Regions from separate parts of the Homo sapiens genome. Here region 1 is linked to region 2. A link is a loop called in an ENCODE intact Hi-C map of the cell type or tissue named here. Cell type or tissue: heart right ventricle. All regions are shown on one strand.

Region 1 (2,500 bases), 190 kb before region 2:
AGATGTCTCAATATTGGCTCCATTCACTGGGAAAATGTGTACATACCTCCAACTTCTCTCAAAGGAGTTCCTTACACTTAAAAGAAGGAAGGAAAGAAGGAAACCTATGGCAGACCCTGTTGGGTCCCTGCCTACATCAGGGTCCCTTGGCCCCTACCGTTGCCATACTGGTGACCCTCACCACCAGCAACTGCAGGTCTCCACACTGGGGACTTTTTTGGTTAAGGGATCTGCTGAGCCTGCAGATAGGGCAGGGCAGGCAATGCCTGGGGGTTGATGTCCCTGGACTAACCCTGAGCCAAAGGTGAAGAAGACTTCATGTTTCAATGTCCTGGCTTCCTTGCCACTAGGGAGGGAGAGCTCTAGATGCATCCTACACCATCTCCCAGATGTCCCCAGTGGGATGGCGCCTCAGCTGCTCACAGCAGTAACCTACACTGCTATACCATGGTAGCGTACCACACCCTACATTAGCTTCCCTCCTCACCACCTGGCTGGTGCTCCCACTCAAATCCCAGCCTAAGAATCTGCTTTCGGAGAGCCCAGATGAAGGCAAAGCAAGTGCTGAGTAAATACACTTGCTCATCCAGGGTTTAACCAGTGTGTGCACCTTTGGTAAGACTGTTCACATGTCATAGGAAATAGATTTTTGGCCTTCAAGTAAACCCATGCAGTTGCAAATGGCTTGAAGACTTAGGGGGCTATCCTGAAATAAGGTCACTGACATGCCCAGGTGCCGGGAAGCTCCTCTGGGGCCAGAGGCACTGATGTGCAGGTTGTGGGGGCCTATTCACAGTGCTCTGCTGGACATTTCCCAGCTGAGGCAGACCCAGGCAGAAACTGTCCCAGAGACCCAATTGATCTGCTGGGGCATCGCGGCTGGCACTTCATAATCCAGCATCACAGCATATGATTCGGATATGACCCACCACAGTAGGTACAATTTTCATTTCCTTCCTCATGTCCCCACTGGCAGTCCAAAAGTCATTTATGGCTAGTTTCAAAATCCATGATATTTTTGCAAATGTTTATGTGCATAATGTGTGTGTCTATGTATGGTGCTTTATGATCTAATGATGCTTTAATTAAGTTGATATTCAAATAAGCTTGAATTCTCAGAGCTCCCTGGAGATGCAGCTTATGGAATAGCAGATGATGGGGAAGGATAGTCCATGATTAAAACATCACATGGGATAAATGCCAAAGCAAAGGTCCCACCCCAGGAGAGTTATGAATTGACTGCACCGCTTCTCATCTCCACCCCCTCAATCATTGCTGATGGGCAGAGGGAAACCATTTTCTGCCATCTGGTTTTTGCAAAAGTCAGGCAGTAAGCTCCTTGGGACAAGGATCTTATCTTGTATAGTTCAACAATGAGCACATGGCTGTGTACACTCCAAAAGCCCTATTAGTACTGAATGCAATCATAAAAATAGCCCAACCGTGGACCTTCGATAACGTCCCTGCCGTCGGCTCAAACCTGAGTCACTGTGTCTGAAGGGCACTGGGTTCCCCAGGCTGATGCCTTATGACTTACAAATAAGCAGCACATCAGCTGATAAAGTGACTGGGCCATTATAAAAATCATACAGTAGTTCCTAGGATGCCAGAAAAACAGCCGTTAAACAACAACTTATTTTTCCCTTGGTGTTTGATTTTGGCAATGTGTTCTTTTCAAATGAGAACTATGCCAAACATCTTGTATGAACCCTTCTAGTCAGCAAGTATGTGAATGACCTCTCTATGGCATGCCAGAAGCAGGGCCAGGAGAGGGGAAAGGAAGAGTTGTGGCTGAAGCATGCTGGGCTCAGAACCCTTGCTCTGCAGGCGGAAGCCACCTCAGAGCAGCATCCAGAAGCTGGGCATGAACGGAACAGCTCACAGTGCACAGCAAGGTGTCACAGCCCTTCTAGGCTCACTTGTACAGGCCCCCTCGTACAGATCTCTGTGATTTTCAGGGTTGGCAGCCACTGATGTTTGCTCCCCGAGGAAAAGTGCACCAACTTTAGGTGAATGCCTCATTGTTTGGGGATCTGGAACTGAATTCTCCTGCAGGACTAGCTATGAAATCACTAGAGGACAACAGGAGAAAGCTCATGTAGTGCAGCTTGTGTTGGTGTGGAAATGGACAGATATGCATGCCATCCTGGGCACATGTGTCCATGCCATGTGGGAATGGTCAGGGGATGAACACAGCAGTCTGGGGCTAGAGGCAGACCTGGCACCAGGATTTCCTGAGGAAGAAGTCCCCCTCCTGAGTACGTAACTTCTTTTCCCAGGCTCTCAGAAGTAGCAACACGCTGATGCCCTGCAGCCTTTCTGGGTAGTAAGCAGGGCACGTGGATGCTGGAAGCTGAGCTCTGTGCTGGGCCAGCCTGAGGGCAGTGAGAGAAAAATCCCTGCAGGAAAGTCATTCCCCAAAACAAGCCCATCCCAGTTCCCAGCCAGCTTCTGGGGCTCCAGCCCTCAGCGCCAACTCCATGTTCATATCTGATGGCAG
Region 2 (2,500 bases):
GCACAGGTGGGGGTGACCCAAGGGTGTATATTTTAGAGAGACTGAAGGGAGGTGGAAGATGAGGAGGGGAGCAGAGGGCTCTGCACGCACCCTCCCCAGACTGGAGCTTGGCTTCAAGATAACTAGAGCTCATTCAGGCTCAAAGAGCAAGATGACACCCCAAAAGTGAGGCAAGAGATGGTGGGTTTGGAGATTAACATGCACTAAATGGGAGGGAGGTGGTTCCAGGACAGGGCATCTGCTGAGGTTGGTGGCCACTGAGCACTGGGAGACAAGGAGCAAAATGACCATGGCTGTGTCCCACAAAATCAACAGTTCTCGCTCCCCTTGCCATCTCCCCAAAGCCTTCCCCTATGCCCTGTGTAACCATAACAACCTTAACCACCCTGAGATATGAGGTTACAGTAACAATCTGCTTTTGAGTAAACTCAGTGTACTTTAGTGACTAAGAATGTGGTCTCTGCTATCCTAAAGACCTCCATTCACATCTCTGTGTGGCCTTGGCCAGGTGACCCAAACTCTTCCAGATCCAGTGCCCTCATCTTCAAAGTGGGGACAATGACCTAAGGTTGTTTGGAATATTGATTGTTTATACATGTAGAATATGCAGCCCACTTCCTGGCACAGATCACAAATTCTACTATTTTTATTAAGTTTAATTTCTAAGATAACCGCCCCACAAGGGGAAATCAGCTCTGATACCCAGTAAACACAATTACAGAAGTTCAACTGAGTCTGTCCATCATCTTCCATATAAGAAGGGAAAAAATTCTGACAAGAGCTTATAATGCTAAATCCTAAACACCATATGTACTGTTTTACTTTTTTAATAACAAAAGATTCCAGGTAGAATTCTTACCACCACTGGGCCTGGGCTCAGCTATTTTCACACATTATCTTAACTCCTTACAACAACCCTTTAAGTTCAGTATAATTTCTCCCGCTATGAAGATGAGGCGACTGACACCTAGAAGGTTAGGACTTGTTGAGGATAACACAACAAGAAATGCTGGAATGGGGTAGAGGGGTTGGCTCTAAAGTCTAAGCCTGTCCTGCAGGGTCACTGTGTCCTCTCAAAGTGACATTTTCAGTGTTTCCAGCATGATTTAGATGCAGTTCTTTCAAGCACATGAAACTCAATGGCCATGTCTATTAGAAAACCCCTCTATATCTATGAAAAAGTTTGCTGCTTAGTGTAACTGATGAATTTCTAACTGCTAAACAATGGCATCCACCTGCATGTACAGGCTGGTATTCTAAATGCTCCCTTTAAAGTTAAACATCTGCCCTCATAGCCTACCTTTCCTGCACAAGCTGGTGACCCTCAGCATTCAGAGAAGGTCTGCGCCCTCACTGATGTTGCAGCATTGGGCAGTCGGCTTGCCAGGGAAGTCGGGACGCGCGCCCACTCCCTGAAACATCTCTAAAATTCTTGTCTCGATGCGTAATGTTTGGATGGTTTCTGAGCACCGTCACTCGGTCTGCGTTACATCCTCCACACGTCCACAGACACTTTGAGAGTGGTGGAGCTGTGTGAAAAAAATAAGGCCCAGAAACAATTGAGCAGTAATAGTTTCAGTCCTACACAAGTGCTATTTTGGTATCTTGGCCTTGTACCTGACAAATGAAGGAGAATTCTGAGTGGAAACATAGACATCCATTAGTACGAGAAATCGGAGGTGGGGGGCGGCCAATGGGTCTCATGGATCCCAGCTCCTCATGCACTTGACCTTGTTCCCCGACAAGACAGGGTGCCAAGGATCTTTCCACATCCAGACCCAACTGCCTCTTTCATTTAGCTCATCCTTAAAATTACCCACAAGAAAACAAAAGCCAAATTGTGACAGCATGCATTTTAAGGCCTACAAAATACACCCAAGTATTGTGATGTATATACGCTTTTTTTTTTAAGACAGTCTTATTCTGTCGCCATCTCAGCTCACTGCAACCTCCACCTCCCAGATCCAAGCGATTCTCATGTCTCAGCCTCTTGAGTAGCTGGGATTTCAGGTGTGCACCATCACACCCGGCTAATTTTTGTATTTTTAGTAGAGACGGGGTTTTGCCATGTTGGCCAGGCTGGTCTTGAACTCCTAGCCTCAAGTGATCCACCTGCCTCGGCTTCCCAAAGTGCTGGGATTATAGGCATGAGCCACGATGCCTGGCCTGTATGTACACTTCACAGCAAACCAGAGAGCGTGTCAGGGCAGATATTATTATGCCCATTTTAGAGACCAGAACACTGAGGCACAGAAGTTAAGTCAATTAATTAGCCAAGGTCATGGAACTGGTAAAATCAAATCTTAATTTCAGGATCCAGTTGGTCTGATTCCAAGTCCGGTGTTCTTTTAGCTCACTGTTAAAATATAATGTATATTATATATACATTTATATATACATACATATATACATTATATTTTAACAGTGAGATTAAAAAACACTGTTATATTTTTTATCAGAGCCACCAGGACTCAAAGTAAAAATGCACAAATAAAATTTG

What was found. Hi-C counts contacts between places; a loop is a spot of excess contacts. Peaks named below come from ENCODE experiments on the same cell type or tissue, not always from the same donor. Only the 100,000 strongest peaks of a DNase experiment are listed, where the experiment ranks them.
Region 1: it touches region 2 in a loop (4-fold over the local background); 21 of 110 quality-filtered maps call a loop at or near these places.

What each region holds. Positions count from the first base shown.
Region 1 is chr18:22,470,943-22,473,442 of GRCh38, reverse strand. It overlaps LOC124904260 (a long non-coding RNA gene), which reads left to right. Exons shown (of 3, transcript XR_007066305.1): 1 at 1-2,500. Among named protein-coding and RNA genes, the nearest start is that of CTAGE1, 54 kb to the right of the region's middle. RefSeq lists an enhancer at 502-2,500. In heart right ventricle, no CTCF peak of the experiment used is centred here; DNase peaks (open chromatin) are centred at 1,472 and 1,838; H3K27ac peaks cover 2,162 bases.
Region 2 is chr18:22,276,905-22,279,404 of GRCh38, reverse strand. No RefSeq gene overlaps it. Among named protein-coding and RNA genes, the nearest start is that of GATA6, 110 kb to the right of the region's middle. In heart right ventricle, no CTCF peak of the experiment used is centred here; a DNase peak (open chromatin) is centred at 1,444; H3K27ac peaks cover 2,500 bases.